2 separate regions of the Homo sapiens genome follow, and region 1 is linked to region 2. Evidence: chromatin loops called from intact Hi-C (ENCODE). Cell type or tissue: PC-3. All regions are shown on one strand. Links, peaks and the distances in the headings refer to the core of each region. The heading gives the core; the rest is flanking DNA. Region 1 holds the start of ANKRD18B (ankyrin repeat domain 18B). Region 2 has its middle 73 kb from the start of PTENP1-AS.

What was found. Hi-C counts contacts between places; a loop is a spot of excess contacts. Peaks named below come from ENCODE experiments on the same cell type or tissue, not always from the same donor. Only the 100,000 strongest peaks of a DNase experiment are listed, where the experiment ranks them.
Region 1: a loop joins it to region 2, with 31 times the contacts of the local background. A loop is called at or near these places in 3 of 110 quality-filtered maps.

Annotation. Positions count from the first base shown.
Region 1 is chr9:33,520,313-33,528,650 of GRCh38, reverse strand. It overlaps ANKRD18B (ankyrin repeat domain 18B), which reads right to left and starts at 4,400. Exons shown (of 19, transcript NM_001393611.1): 1 at 3,956-4,400. The coding sequence starts at 4,161. RefSeq lists an enhancer at 4,984-5,033. In PC-3, for the core only: a CTCF peak has its summit at 5,169; a DNase peak (open chromatin) is centred at 5,120; H3K4me3 peaks cover 2,874 bases.
Region 2 is chr9:33,600,107-33,608,444 of GRCh38, reverse strand. It overlaps the pseudogene CYP4F26P. Among named protein-coding and RNA genes, the nearest start is that of PTENP1-AS, 73 kb to the left of the region's middle. RefSeq lists an enhancer at 7,491-8,338. In PC-3, for the core only: a CTCF peak has its summit at 3,951; no DNase peak of the experiment used is centred there.

The sequences.
Region 1 (8,338 bases), core at 266-8,265, 80 kb after region 2:
ATTGAATGGCATTATTCCTCTGCCTTCAAAACAAATAATTTTCTTTTGAAGAAAGTACAATATTTATTAGCTCTTACTGCTCCCTACCTTAATGAAACAGCAGCCTATTTGGATAGAATGAGCTTGGTGTTTGGATTCAGCTTAACTAGGGCTTGAGTTCTACTTTGAACTCGGTCACCTACCAGCTATTGCTTAGCCTTTCTGTGCCTGAATTTCCTCATTAATAAAGATGACAACAGCAGCTAGCTCACAGGACACCACTGTGATGCTTAAATGAAAATCTTCATAAAGCATTTAGAACTGTTTCCAGAACAAGCAACAACTCAATAACTGTTAGACTTTTGTTTGTTGAGACAGGGTCTTGCTCTCTTGCCCAGGCTGGAGTGCAATGGTGTATTTATGCCTCACTGCAGCCTGGCACTTGTAGGCTCAAACAAACCTCCTGCCCCAGCCTCCTGAATAGCTGGGACCACAGGAGTGCACCAGCATGATCAGCTAATTTTTAAATTTTTTTTGTAGAGTAGGAATGTCACCTTGTTGCCCAGGCTGGTCTCAAACTCCTAGCATCATGGGAACTTCCCACCTCAGCCTTCCAAAGTTCTAGAATGACAGGTGTGAGCCACGCACCCAGCCAGACGTTATAATTATATTACTACTATTTAACAAAAACATTTTAATTAAGTAAAATGATACAATTATTGCTATTTTGCAGGATGATTTAAAGATTAGGTCACATTTTAGCATATCTCATATTGGAGCGGTATTTACAATTCATAATTTTTTATAACTATAATTGGTAGCATTTAAAAATCATCTCATTAATGTAGAAAATAGTAGGATATCACACAATCCATGAGGCCTTACATTAAGTAGAATACTGTATACACAGCAGGTCTAGGGCCGTTCTAGGCATCTAACTGACACTTAAATACATTTTAATTCCTAAAAGTACCATGGGGAAAGAGCACTGAAATAACAACATATTTTTTAAACAAATTACTTCTTACTTTGATTTTTAAAAACATGCAGCTGGCCGGGCGCGGTGGCTCACGCCTGTAATCCCAGCATTTTGGGAGGCCAAGGCGGGTGGATCTCTAGGTCAGGAGTTCAAGACCAGCCTGACCAACATGGTGAAACTCTGTCTCTACTAAAACTACAAAAATTAGCTGGGCGTGGTGGCAGGCACCTGTAATCCCAGCTACTCGGGAGGCTGAGGCAGGATAATCGCTTGAACCTTGGCAGCAGAGGTTGCAGTGAGCTGAGATCACGCCACTGCACTCCAGCCTAGGCGACAGAGTGAGACTCTGTCGCAAAAAGAAAACAAACAAACAAACAAACAAAAAAAGAAACATGAAGCTAAAGGAAACTCATGATTGAGATGAATAGGTATGGCTCATTTTAGTCAACACTTAAGATTTACAGAATATATGCAAATCAGACTTTCCAATGATTAATATTAGTATTTAAGACTGATAAATTTTCAAAAGGGCAGTTAAAGGTTATCTCTTATTGTTTTCTACCTTCAGAAATGCTTTTGCTTGAAAGGTGGGAGAAAAAGCTTCAATGAGATTAAGTCCTACTATTCCCATTTTAAATCTCTCATCTTGCTCAGGCAGAACAGGTAAACATAAAGTTTTTAAGTATGGAAGCATCCTGAGAGATAGTGCAAAATGTCTGCTACATAACATATTCAGGTTATGTTTGATGAATAAATGGATTGATAGAATACAGTTGGGGAGCTCAAAATTTTTAAATACAACTTCTATAAACCAATATTTTTGTGATAGTAATAATATTTGCTATTTGTTATTTTGATAAGACAACTATAATGAAATGATTAATCTATCAGTTTGCCTATATGTAATGAATCTATACATAAGAAAAACATATATACATAATAAAGTATATACATAAAATCTGCAAGCACAGATAAAAAGATTCCCTTTTTACTTCTGAAGAAGCTAAAAGTTCAAACAAGATAACAACCCTCACAATAATGATAAAAAATAGTGAGAAATTATTTTTATCTGTACAAGATTCACATTTCTCTCTTCCCAAAATTTATTCCATTAATAATAAATTTTTACTAGAAATTTTATAAATGCTCACTTCAGAAATCAAAGGTAAGAAAAAGGAACAAAAAACTTTAAAATACAAATGCTCAGAAGTTACAAATTTTATCCTATTTTGTGCATAGTTTTGCCTAACACAAGACCATAGTATGTTTGTGTGTATGTGCAAGCAAACTGATTTGTTTTTCCTCACTGGCTGTAACAAAATGCATCTTCACATATCAACATACTTCTCCACCTATTGCCACCTTCAATGGCCACATACCCATTCTATGGGTTCTTGTTAACATAAATGCTGGGGAAAAAAAGTGCATGTATCTGTATTTTCTGAAGGTATTTTAATACAATGGAGTTGATGGGTAAAGGGCATATACATTTTTAAAATGTGGTAATTATCTCCAAATTATCCACTTGAAAAGTCATCAGCAACTTACACTTCAAGCAGCAGTGTAAGTGCCACTGCTCTTTATTCTCACAAACACTGTGGATAGAAAACAGTCTCATTCCTCTTTTAACTTAAATTCTCTTAGGAGAAACACTAAGGATTTTTTCCTATGTAAATAAGTAACTTGTGGATCTGCAAAAAGTACTTTGCTCACTGTTAGAGTTCTTTTCTTGTGGATTTGATTGGAAAGAATTCCCTGTAAAATAAAGATGTGCTTTTTATCTGTATATATGTATAACTGATATATATAACATTATGTTACTAATATATACAATTTGTTATACATATAATCAGTAATATATATATTATATTTAATAAAGAATAAATTCCCTGTAGGATGAAGATACACTTTTCATCTGAATATATATTTTTATATATTAGTAAAAATATATATAGTAAATATTTTTCAAGTGTGTTATCTTTTGTTAATTTTTTTCTGATACACAGGGGATTTTAATTTTAGTTTGCTAAATCAACCTTCAGAATGCCTGCTTGTGAGGTCATTCTTAGGAAGGCCACTGTTAACGTAAAATGTACCTGTATAAATAAGTCTTTGTGTTTTCTTCTGGTATTTTTCTAATTTTGCATATGTAAAAATTTCAGTCTGTATTCCATCAGGAACTCATTTTTGTGACATAAAATTTCATTAGTTTTCTTCACACAGCAGGCATTTTATTAATAACTCGTCCTTTCCTACTCATCTGAAATGTTACCATTATCAATCCCTATGTATATATCTTACATATATTTCAGTGTTTTTGGATTTCCTATTCTGTTCCATTTATTTATATGTGTTTGTAGCTGTTAGTAAATAATTAATTGTGGGAATTAATAGCACGTTTTGATATCTAGAGGAGCAAGTCGTTTTTCACTCCATCATAAACATTTTAAAATGTCATCACAATGGTAAGACAGACAGCAAGTGTCATGCAAAAATGATAAAACCTTGATATTTTCATTCGGTTTATGTAAAACTGATAAACATATTAAGAGCTCACATTTTGAGAAAACTGAGTCTTCTCATTCAAGGAACCCACCTCCCACTTCCAAGTGTCCCTCTAAGAAGCCCCAGTAAAGAACCTATCTACCTAGGTGGATTTGGATGTAAAACCGACACAGGGTTTTATCTGAGAACTCTTCGCCTACTGAAAATGGCTCATGGTATTTTTGACATGGGAATGAGTTCTCATTAGGCACCTCCCTATCATGTATATGGCTCCATGTTTTAAACGTAGATATGCTTAACTTTGTGAGTTAAATCACTCCAATTATCCACCAAGCGCTACAGGCGGGAAATTCCCAGCGATGGAAAGCAGCTGAGGCTCCATTTGGCTCCGCGGCTCCCAGGGTCCCGGCGAACTCCGACGACCCCGCCTCAGGCGGTGCGGGGAAACCGGGCCTGGGGGCCCCCTCCCACCGAGGGCTGAGCCCCCGCTACCTGTCTTTTCTGTCGCGGACGTCCAAGTCCCGGAACCTGCGCGTCAGGCAGTGCTCCACCTCTGCGGCGTCGCCCTTGATGGCCGCCCTGTGGATCTTCCGCAGTTCCCAGTCCCGAATGTGGTACCCCCGACCCGCATACTCTTGGTCCATGGAGCTCAGGAGCGCCTGGCCCAGGCGTCTCCCAAAACTGAGGAGCTTCCTCATGGTGGCGACTTCTCAGATGCCCACCACCCGCTCCTGAGACGCCGCGGCTCCTCGTGGCCTTTCCACCCCCACCCAGCTCCAAATTCGAGATCCCCCTCCCCACCCAGCGATCCACCCCTAAATCCAAGATGCACCCCCAAACCCGCGATGTAGCTCAGAATCCGCGATCCAGCCCGGTCCACTACAGCCTTCAGCAGCGACACTCGCAGCCTCCGACCTCTCGATAGAGTGAGCCCAGTAAAGCGGTTAGGCGCGCGCCTACAGCTCAGCGCCAGCCCGGACTCCGGAAGGCGCCCTCGAGCTCGCGTGGCCCGCAGAGGGTGACTGCAGCTCGGGCTCAGGCGCCGCTGGCTTGCGGGTTCTCCTGGGCTGGCGCGGGACGTTCCGGAATCTCAGGCGCGCATCCCTTCCCGCCTGGCCGTGACTCCCGCCCCTCTTCTCCGAAGAGAGATCGGGGCCGCTCCAGGGACCGTCCGCGGGGATGGGGCTGAGGGTCGGTTCCTGCCCCGGTGCAGCCGCCGCCGGGCAGACCGCCTGGCTTGGCCGCAGCCACGGCGACATCTAGCCCCGGTTCTGCGAGGCTGGGCGCGCCAGCCAGCTTGGGAGTTGCCCGGCGCCTGTAGCTGGGCGCCCAGGTGGTGGAGCATGGCCTGGGCGGCCTCTGGATCGCGGGTGCCCCTGGCCTGAGAGCCCGCCAGACCCTGCCCCCTCCCGGCTCCTCCTCTGCCAGAGCTCGAGACCTCTAGCCAGGGGCCCTCTGCAGCCACCGGGGATGGGGCTGAGGGCCGGTTCCCGCCCCCGTGCAGCTGCTGCAGGGCAGACCGCCTGGCTCGGCCGCAGCCACAGGGACATCTGGCCCTGCTTCCGAGATGTGGGGAGTGCGGGCGGGCCCAGGAGTTGCCTAGAGGCTGCTGCCTGCACACAGAGGGCGACTGCAGCTTGGGCGCCCAGGCAGCGGAGCATGGTCTGGGTGGCCTCTGGAATGCGTGCGCGCCAGGCCTGAGGGCCCCCCTGGTGGTGCCACCTGCCCTGGTCTTCCTCTGCCTGAGCCTGGAGCAGCTGAAATGGCCACTCTGCAGTCACAGGGGATAGAGTTAAGTTTTCTTATCCCACGCATGCACACGAAAAGGTAACTATTCTGTGAGGTAATTAACATGTTCATTGACTTCATTTTGGTAATCATTTCAGAATGTGCATATAAACGCATCACATGTACAATTTTTATTTCTCTATTACACCTCAGTAAAGCTGAAATAATTAACAGGATTGAAAGGATAAACCCACAGTTCTATAGTCACAGTTGGACACTTCAATACCTCATTTTAATTAATGGATAGAAAAACCAGACAGAAGCTTCATGAGAAATACAAGACTTAAACAACAGTAGAAGCCACTGAGAGCTAATACACATATACAGAACAGTCCATCCCAACAACAGCAGAATATACATTCTTTTCAAGTTATGTGGAACTTTCTCTAGGATAGGCCATATCTTCATCCACAAAATATGTCCTAATCATTTTTAAAAGTTTGAAATCATACAAAATATAATTTACAACCACAATGGAAGAAACAACAGATAAATAAGTGAAAACTGGAAAATTCATGAAAATGTGGAAATTAAACAATACAGTCTTCAACTACCAGTGAGTGAAAAAATAAATTACAAGCAAAATTATAAAATATCTTGAGACAAATTAAAATAAAAACAAAACATACCAAAACTTATTGAATGCAGTGAAAGTAGAGTTCAAAGGAAAATGTATGGATATAAACAACTACATTTTAAGAAAAAATCTCAAATCAATATCCGCACTCTATACCTAAAGGCAGTGGAAGAAAACAAAAAAAGACTAAATCCAAAGCTAGCAGAAGGAAAGAAATAATAAAGAGCATAATTAGAGCATAAATCAATAAAATAAAAGGTTGGAGAGCAGTAGAATAAATAAACATAGATTCTTTGAAAGATCAAGCCTTTCACTATATTGACTGAGCAAAAGATGGAAGACTAATTATTAAAATAATAAATGAAAGCAGAGCCATTACTACCAACTTTACAGAAATACAAAAGGATTACAGGAGTATACTGTGAACAACTGTCCAACAACAAATTAGGTGCCCTGGATGAAATGGACAAATCACTAGAAAGACATAAACTACCAAAGTGGCTCCAGAAAAAAGAGAAAATCTGAATAGACCTATAACCTAGGAGACTGAATTAGTAATCAAAAGCGATTATTTGTTATTCATTAATAAAATGCAAGACAAAACCAAAATGAGATGCCACTTTGCATCCACTAGTAAGGCTTTCATAACAACGACACAGAAAATAAATGTTGCTAAGGAGGTGGAGAAATTGGAGCCCTCGTGAACTGGCTGCTAGGAATAGAAAATGATGCACTTGCTGTGGAAAACAATTTGGTGGTTCCTCACAGAATCACACGGAGAACCAGAAATTCCACTCCTAGGCATTATTCACACACAAAAAATTGGCAGCAGGGTCTGGAACAGATATTTTTACACCGAAGTTAATTGCAGCATTATTTGTTATAGCCAAAAGGCAGAGACAACCCGTGTCCATCAACAAATGAATGGATACACAAAATATGATACATAAATAATAGAATATTATTCAGCCATTAAAGAGGATGAAGTTCTGATACATGCAACATGGGTGAAACTTGGAAACATGATGCTGAGTGAAGTAAGCCAGACACGAAAGGACAGATGTTCTATTATTCCACTGATATGAAATATCTAGAATAGGCAAATTTGTGAAAATAGAATGAAGATTAGTGTTTCCCAGAGACTGGGGAGAGGGAGCAAGGCTGAGTTATTGTTTAATGGGTACTTTATTTCTGTTTGTGATAGAAATGAAGATGCTGGTTATACAAAACTGGGAATGTACTTAATGCTGCTGAATTATATACTTAAATTTAAAATTTTAACACAATTTAAAAATTTAAATATAGATCTGAGAATTATTCCTATATCCATTTTTATTTAAAAGTTATTTGCTCAATTGCCAAATATTAAGGTTTTTCTGAATATATTTTTGTTATTGACTTAATGTAGTCCTATTTTGCTCAGAGTACAAACTCTGAGCAAAATTTTGATTTATGATTTAAATCCTTTTATATTTATTGAGAATTATTTTATGGTCCAGTATTTAATCTATCTTGATTAATGTTCCACATACACTTGAAAAGCAGATCTGATGATCGTCACCTTTACTCTGTTGATGTCTGTTTCACACATTTTGAAGTTTCACTAGGTTCACCCATTTAAGATTGTTAATTTTATGAACTGGCCTATTTTGATTATGACTCGACACCTTTATCTTTGGCAGTACTCCTGTTCTGAAGACTTTATCTAATATTAATATGGGCACACCAACTCTTTTAGGATTAGTATTTGCATGGCACATTTACATCTATACTTTTGCCTAAATGTTGTGTCTGTATCTAAAATGTGGTTCTTGTGAGCAGCATAGTGTTGGGTCTTGTTTATTTATTTACTGTTTAATCTCATCTGAAAATCTGAACTTTGAAATTGAGATATCCAGTCCTTCTATATTTATGTATTAGAAACAGGGTCTGGCTCGGTCACACAGGCTGGGCTGCAGTGGCATGATCATAGCTCATTGCAACTTTGAACTCCTAGAGTCAAAGGATCCTCTCACCTCAGCCTCCTGAGTAGCTAGGAACGCAGGGATATGGCACTGTGCCTGGCTAATTTTTTATTATTTAAATTTTTTTTTTGCAGACACAGGATCTCACTATGTTGCCAGGGCTGGTCTCAAACTCCTGGTCTCAAGTCATCTTCCCACCTCAGCTCCCAGAGTGCTGGGGTTACACGCGTGAGCTATGAAGGCTGGGCCCTTTTATATTTAATGTAATGGTTGAAATGACTAGATTTAAGTGTACCCTGTTGCTATCTGTTTTCTGTCTCTGTTTCTTTTTTTCTTGATTCTTTCTTTAGTGTGATTATTTTTTAGTCTTCTGTTTTCTCTCTTCTGCTGGCTTTTTAGCTATATCTGTTTGTTTCAATTTTTTAAATTGTTAGTTGAAAGATTACAATACATAGGCCGGATGTATTGTGGCTCACACCTGTAATCCCAGCACTTTGGGAGGCCGAGGCCTGCAGATCACATGAGGCCCAAAGTTCAAGACCACCC
Region 2 (8,338 bases), core at 231-8,230:
GGGTGTCAACACTGTTCCTAATGGATGATCACTACAAGTGATCTGGGAAGACATTATTGACAAGGTGACATTTCAGCAGAGATTGGAACAGAAGAGAGACCATCATTTGGGTATCAGGGGTAGCAATTCAAGGCAGAGGGAAGAGCAAATGCCAAGCCCTGGGGCAGATGCATCTTCGTGCATTCAAGGAGCAGCAAGGTGACCTTTTATACTGGAGCAGAGTGAGCGAAGGCCCAGCTCTGGAGTTAGATCAGAGAGATAACCAGTGGCCAGCTCAGCCTGGACTTCATGGGTGATGGGCATAATTTGGCTTCTACTCTGATGAGTGGAAATATATTGGGGTTTTGAGCTGGGGAGTGACCTGGGAGGCTATTCTGGTGCTGGCTGGAGCACAGACTGGGTGCAAGGGCAGGAGAAGGAATATTGTTAGTAGGCAGCCACAGTCATCCTGTCAAGAAGTGATGGTGCCAAGAACACATGAAGGCAAAGAAGTGGTAAGACACAGGCACATCCTGAAGGTAGGGATAGAGGCTTTGCTGATGGGATGGAGAAGAGACAACCAGGGAATAAGTCAAGAAATACCACAAAGCTGTATTCTGAACACCTGTCAGGATGATGTTGCTTTCACAGCAAAGGGGTACTGAGGGACAGTAAGTTTGGAGAAGTCTAAGGTTTGGTTCTGACACGTCAATTGTCCACATGAACAGTTTCAGAGGAGTTAGTTTTCAGGGGCCTTTTAAATATCAAAGTAGAAATAACCAGTGCTCAGGAGGATATAAGGGTCTGAGGCTCAAGAGAAAGGTCATAGCTGCAGGTATAAATGTGGTGGCTCATCGGGGAGTGAGCTGTCCAAGTTCTGTGCAGATTTCAAGGGGTAAATTCAATGAGCCTGTTTGTGGCCACAGCCTTCCTCAGGCTTCCCAGTATCCACATTACCACAAAAAGCCTCAGTGGTGATCTACTTGAGTCTGTCCCCACATGTTGGGGCTTGAGTTGTGCAGAATCCCCATCTTGCTCCCTTTCTCCAACATGACAAGAAGACCTCAGTTAGCCAAAATGTCCTGAAGAGGGCTGAGGAATTTGGTCTGAATCATCCCACAAATTCATGGTACAGGAAATAAGTGCTGCTCTTGTCGTTGGCTCTAGAAAGATGATATCGGCCGGGCGCAGTGGCTGATGCCTGTAATCCCAGCACTTAGGGAGGCCGAGGCAGGCGGATCATGAGGTCAGGAGATCAAGACCATCCTGGCTAATACGGTGAAATCCCATCTCTACTAAAAATACAAAAAATTAGCCGAGCATGGTTGTGGGTGCCTGTAGTCCCAGCTACTCCGGAGGCTGAGGCAGGAGGAGAATGGCGTGAACCCGGGAGGCGGAGCTTGCAGTGAGCTGAGATGGTGCCATTGTACTCCAGCCTGGGTGACAGAATGAGACTCTGTCTCAAAAAAAAAGAAAGAAAGAAAGATGATATCAACCAATGTTTTGCCATGAGACTTTGCTTTGGATTGGGATTTTAACTCTGGGGTCTGGCTCCAGGCCTCTTGCCTTCCTCTTTACGAGGTTGACTGGGGATGGTTAGCCATCCAACCAAGTCCTCATGTTTCTGAGAGTCATTCCCAGCCGTATCATCCTATTAACCATTGAATCCACTGTCTACCACTGCCCAAGGCTGGGATGCATTTTTTTTTTTTTTTTTTTTTTGGCTAGCTTCATTGAGATATAATTGACAAGTAAAAATTATGTCTTTAAGGTGTACAATATATTTTGATATGTGTATACATTGTGAAATGATTACCACAACCCAGCTAATTAACATTCCCATTAACATACATAGCATTTTTTTTTTGAGACGGAGTCTCACTCTGTCACACAGGCTGGGAGTGCAGTGGCACAATCTTGGCTGACTGCAACCTCTGCTTCCCAGGTTCATGCAATTCTCCTGCCTCAGCCTCCTGAGTTTTTTGTGGTGAAAATATTTAAGATCTACTCTCTTAGTATATTTCAAGTACACAATACATTATTATTAACTAGAGTCTCTATGTTCTACATTAGGTTTCCAGAAAGTTACTCATTTTATATTTAAAAATTTGTACCCTTGAACCAATATCTCTCCATTTTCCTCACCCCCTGACTGCTGGTAACCACTCTTCTACTTTTGGTTTCCATGAGTTCGACTTTTTCAGATCCCATGTATAAGTGAGACCATGTAATATTTATCTCTCTGTGTGGCTTATTTATTTCACTTAGCATGACTTCCACGTTCATCCACATTGTCACAAATACTAGGATGTCCTACTATTGCTTGAACCCAGAGGGTGGAGGTTGCAGTGAGCCGAGATCGCACCATTGCACTCCAGTCGGGGTGACAACAGTGAGACTTCATCTCAAAAAAAAAAAATCTTTGAAAAGAAGTGAGGATTTGAGGCTTGGCACAGTGGCTCATGCCTGCAATCCCAGCACTTTGGGAGCCTGAGGTGGGTGGATCATTTGAGGTCAGGAGTTCAAGACTAGCCTGGCCAACATGGTGAAAGTCCATCTCTACTTAAAGTACAAAAATTAGCTGGGCATACATCTGTAGTCCCGGCTACTCAGGGGCCGAGGCAGGAGAATAGCTTGAATCCAGGTGGTGGAGGTTGCAGTGAGCTGAGATCACACCACTGCACTCCAGCCTGGGGAACAGAGTGAGACATTATCTCAAAATAAAATAAATAAAAGAATAAAAAGAAATGCAGATTTGGGACAATGGGGACACTTAGCTGATGCACAGCGCAGGTGAGCAGTCCTTTTGTGACCATGAAGACACAATTCCCAGGAGCCCACCTTGGGGTCTCCTAGAAAAAGCATGTGGGCTGCTCACCAGCTGCATATCCACCTTTCCTTTCCTGCACTCTCAGGAAGATGAGAGTTCTGGATTCAGCTGAACTGAGTTCAAGTTCAGACTCTGTGACTCACTGGCTGTGTAATTCTGGGTAAGTTACTTGCTCTCCTTGAGTCCCGTATCCTCCATGGTGAAATGGAGAAGTGGAGTTATTGTAAGGATTTGAAGGCAAGGCAAGAGTTAAAGACACACACACACACACACAGACACACAGACACACACACACACACACACACACACACACACACACACACACACACAGAGATTGGCCGCTTCAACAGCAACACAGGTTTATTACTAGCAAAACCCTGCGGAGGGGGAAACCAGCTTAGTGTCAGCGCCCACTGCCACTTACAGGCTGGGGTAATCATGGGGCTGGGAGGGAGGGCTCTGGACAGTATAGCTTGCTGCTCAGTAGAAGATGATAAGGATGTTCCTGAAGTCAGGCTGTTGGGCCCTTGCCCAGCAGGATGTGATAAGGATGTTTCTGCAGTCAGGTGGTTAGGATGTTTCTCACAGCCCGAGTTCCCATGGAATGTTTTACTCTGACCAGGATCTGCAAAACATCAAGGGGTTTACCAAATAGTGCAGCTTAGACTAACAGTAACCTCTCCCAGGTAGACAGTTCTTCAACAGTAAACTTCCCTTGAGCATCTACACTGTACCAGACATGGTGCTAGGACCCAGGCCACAGGAGGAACAAGACAGATGAGGCCCCTGCCATCCTGGTGCTCATGTCTGATGAAGGAAGCTAACAGGTCATAAGACTAGGTCAGATGGTGGTGGTAATGAAAGACATTACCAGAGTGAGATGAGCTAGAAAGAAACTGAGGGAGCTGTTCCAAACACAGTCACAGGGAGAGACCCCTCCAAGAGGTGACCTGTGAGCAGCAACCTGAGAGATGTGGGGTGGGGGGAGGCATGGAAAAGGAGCTGCCCCTGAAGCCATCCCAGGAGTAAAGACCCAGCACGAGGTGGGCAACAGAATGGCCTGACCTGTGCATCCTTCATGCTTCCTTCCTCAGTGGTGCCCAAACAGAAACATGGGGCAATTCCATGCAGGGTCCATAGAGGGAGCAGAAAGCAGCTGCAATGAAGAACCACGGTGGGGATGAAATCTGGCCCAAAAGTGAAGCTAGAAGCAGGTGCTGCTTATCACTCACCACAACACAGGTCATAAAGCATAACCAGCACCTGAAGGCACGTCCAGGGCCAGACCAGCTGGCTGGGCTGCCAGCATCCTAGTAGAGATCCCAGGAGATCAGATAAGCTGGTTGAAGGTGGGGGAGAAAAGGAAAGCTTCAGAAAATTCCATAGGACCCATGACACTTAGCATGAACTTCCCCTGAGTGGGATCTGTTTGACATTGCTGGTTCTAAAGAGTTGGTCCCACCACCCCCACCTGCCCGGTGCCCGACCAGGGGAAAACCTGGGGTAAGGTCCACAGAAACAATCCCTGTGGAACGGGAAAGGGTGTTCTCATCCAAAACCAAGGGAGGAATCCCACAAAACACCACTCATATGGAGCAGAGGGGCCTGCAGGGAGAAACAGGATTCTGCTGCTCATTGGGGAATCTGCTTTTCAGCAGGAAAGGGGAACATGCAGGATACAGAAGCAAAGTGGACCCTGAGCTGTGGGGTTAGGGGAGCTGGTGCTGACACTGTCAGGGATAAGCCACAATAGGAGGCTTAAAACCCCTTACTTAGAACACACTAACTCAGAGGGCACCTGAGTGTAACCTGAGATGGTCCCTGAAGACTTTTCATCCAAGCAGGATCCCTCCCTTGCCATCTCCAGACCTGCCCCACAAGCTCCCTCCCTGGTCTCCTGGCTCTTGTTCACTCCTTCCAGGAAGACTTCCACAGTCATTTCTAAAACGTGGCTGACTGACCCTCCTTTATCCAGAACCTTCCATGGCTCCCCAGAGCCCTCCAGATCAAGTTCAAGTTCTTTGATCAGACACCTGATCTCAAGCTGTATTCTGCCTCCTGAATTAAGATACCAGAGATGCCCACCTTGCTCAGCACAAGTGCATCAATGAAGTCCAAAGTCTTGAATGTGGCCCTGGCCTTGAGGATGTCAACACTCTGGCTAGTGAGGGTGCAGTGCTGCTCCAGGATGATGGTGTCTAAAGTTGTGCACCAGGTCATAGGCCCTGCAGAAACATCTCCCCTCAGGAGTGAGGTAGTACAGGAAGTCCATGCACAGGCAGATCTGCTGGTGCCATTACACTATGAGGGCATGGAGCTCCAAGATGGTGGCAACATAGTCACTAGAATTCCTACAGGGTAAGGCTGGGGAGAGGAAGTAACTGCATAACACATATGATACCCTGGAAGCACTTCCCAGCCAGTCTCAGGACCACATTACATCCAGATACAGGTGCCCTCTGAGCACACTTCTCTGCCTCCCACTCTGAGCTGCCTCCTGGCCCCACATGGGCAGCCTGGCCCAGGGCTTGGAGCCCAGCAGGTGTTCAGTCCATGGTGTTGACTGCTCCCTGGGCCAGGAGAGCCCTTGGTGACTCTGTGACTCCTCCTGTGGAACCTCTGACTCTGCCTTGGGACCTCCCAATTCCCATGGAAAGCCCCCATGGCTCTGGATTGCCCCACGTTGCCTGGGATCATCCAGCCCCGTAGGCCTAACTTGATGCCTTAGCCCTCCCAGAACATGACATGTTTCTCAGAATGTGGCTGATGTCCAGGGCCATCTGTGGATGTTTGCTGGGGGCCTCTTGCTGTTCTCCTTTATGGTCTGTAGGGCAGGGCAAGGCCAAAAGAAGAAACCAATCCAACCTCAGAATGGACAAAATGCTCACTGCCACAAACGGCAACCACCTACAGTCAGCAGTGCTTCTGGATGGAAAAGAGGTTTCATTCTGCAAAACGCTCCTTGTTGGCTTCTTTCTGAAGCCAGGGAAGGGTACCAAGCCCAGCTTACCTGCAGTGCCTACATTAGCATCTGTGCCTAGGATGTGCGATGGGCCCCTGCTCCCACTGCAGGGTTGACGTTCCCTCCAGCTGGAGACCTGGGCTCCTGACACCACCTGGCCTGTTTGTCCTGCTCTGGATGAGGGTGGAAAGGCTGTATCTGGCATTTTCCTAGGTCCTTAGTTTCCATCTTCTAGACATCCAGCAGGAGTGACCATGCCCAGCCCCACACCTGAAATGGGACTCCCTTGTAGAGCCGCTGAGACATCTACAGACAGAAGAGTGCTCTGGTGAGACAGGCCACAGGGGTCCCCAGGGAGGGTTGGGGGCCAGCAGATTCTGAAGGTTTCCAGTCTTGGGCTCTGTGGTTCCTCAAAGAGGTTAGGTTTACCTAAAACCAGGCCTCTCCTCCAACGATTGAAAGAGTGGATGAGTGCTCTGCATCAGGAACTCTGATCTGGACCTATTTTTTCATGTAGGTCACCAAGAGACAACCCCTAACCTCTGAGCTAGGGATGGTCCAAGCTCTGGCATGAGATTTTCTTCTAGCAACGTGATGCTTACAGGGACAGGTAGAAAAGCTGGTGATCAGGCCTGCTGTCCTCCGGGTAAGGACAGTGTGCTACCCACCCTCTGAGAGGCCAGTGGTGCCAGGCCACAACACTGGGTGCCTGTACCCCTGGCTCTGCAGACACCGGTCATGGAGGCCCTCCCCTCTTCACATCACATTCTTGCTGCTCCTATATTTCTTCTAGTCATTAAACAATTTGGGCCATTTTTCTGTGCATCCAATCTGACTTTTTTTTTATTTTTTATTGATCATTCTTGGGTGTTTCTCGCAGAGGGGGATTTGGCAGGGTCATAGGACAATAGTGGAGGGAAGGTCAGCAGATAAACAAGTGAACAAAGGTCTCTGGTTTTCCTAGGCAGAGGACCCTGCGGCCTTCCGCAGTGTTTGTGTCCCTGGGTACTTAAGAGTAGGGAGTGGTGATGACTCTTAATGAGCATGCTGCCTTCAAGCATCTGTTTAACAAAGCACATCTTGCACCGCCCTTAATCCATTTAACCCTGAGTGGACACAGCACATGTTTCAGAGAGCTCAGGGTTGGGGGTAAGGTCATAGATCAACAGGATCCCAAGGCAGAAGAATTTTTCTTAGTACAGAACAAAATGAAAAGTCTCCCATGTCTACTTCTTTCTACACAGACACAGCAACCATCCGATTTCTCAATCTTTTCCACACCTTTCCCCCTTTTCTATTCCACAAAACCGCCATTGTCATCATGGCCCGTTCTCAATGAGCTGTTGGGTACACCTCCCAGACGGGGTGGTGGCCGGGCAGAGGGGCTCCTCACTTCCCAGTAGGGGCGGCCGGGCAGAGGCGCCCCTCACCTCCCGGACGGGGCGGCTGGCCGGGCGGGGGGCTGGCCCCCCACTCCCTCCCGGATGGGGCGGCTGGCCTGCCGGGGGCTGACTCCCACCTCCCTCTCGGACGGGGTGGCTGCCGGGCGGAGGGGCTCCTCACTTCCCAGACGAGGTGGCTGCCAGGCGGTGACGCTCCTCACTTCTCAGACGGGGCGGCTGCCAGGCCGAGGGTCTCCTCACTTCTCAGACGGGGCGGCCGGGCAGAGACGCTCCTCACCTCCCGGATGGGGTCACGGCCGGGCAGAGGCGCTCCTCACATCCCAGACGGGGCGGTGGGGCAGAGGTGCTCCCCACATCTCAGACGATGGGCGGCCGGGCAGAGACGCTCCTCACTTCCTAGATGGGATGGCGGCCGGGTAGAGGCACTCCTCACTTCCTAGATGGGATGGCGGCCGGGCAGAGATGCTCCTCACTTTCCAGACTGGGCAGCCAGGCAGAGGGGCTCCTCACATCCCAGACGATGGGCGGCCAGGCAGAGACGCTCCTCACTTCCCAGATGGGGTGGCGGCCGGGCAGAGGCTGCAATCTCAGCACTTTGGGAGGCCAAGGCAGGCGGCTGGGAGGTGGAGGTTGTAGCGAGCCGAGATCACGCCACTGCACTCCAGCCTGGGCACCATTGAGCACTGAGTGAACGAGACTCCGTCTGCAATCCCAGCACCTTGGGAGGCCGAGGCTGGTGGATCACTCGCGGTTAGGAGCTGGAGACCAGCCCGGCCAACACAGCGAAACCCCGTCTCCACCAAAAAAATAGGAAAACCAGTCAGGCGTGGCGGCGCGCGCCTGCAATCGCAGGCACTCGGCAGGCTGAGGCAGGAGAATCAGGCAGGGAGGTTGCAGTGAGCCGAGATGGCGGCAGTACAGTCCAGCTTTGGCTCGGCATCAGAGGGAGACCGTGGAAAGAGAGGGAGAGGGAGACCATGGGGAGAGGGAGAGGGAGAGGGAGAGGGAGGAGAGGGAGAGGGAGAGGGAGAGGGAGAGGGAGAGGGAGAGGGGGGGCGATCTGACATTTTTGCTCTCAGATGAAACATGATAAAGGAAGCCAAGCTGCCAGGATTCCTGGAGGGGACCTTGGGTGCTGGGTCTTGGGCTCCAGGGCCCTAATGG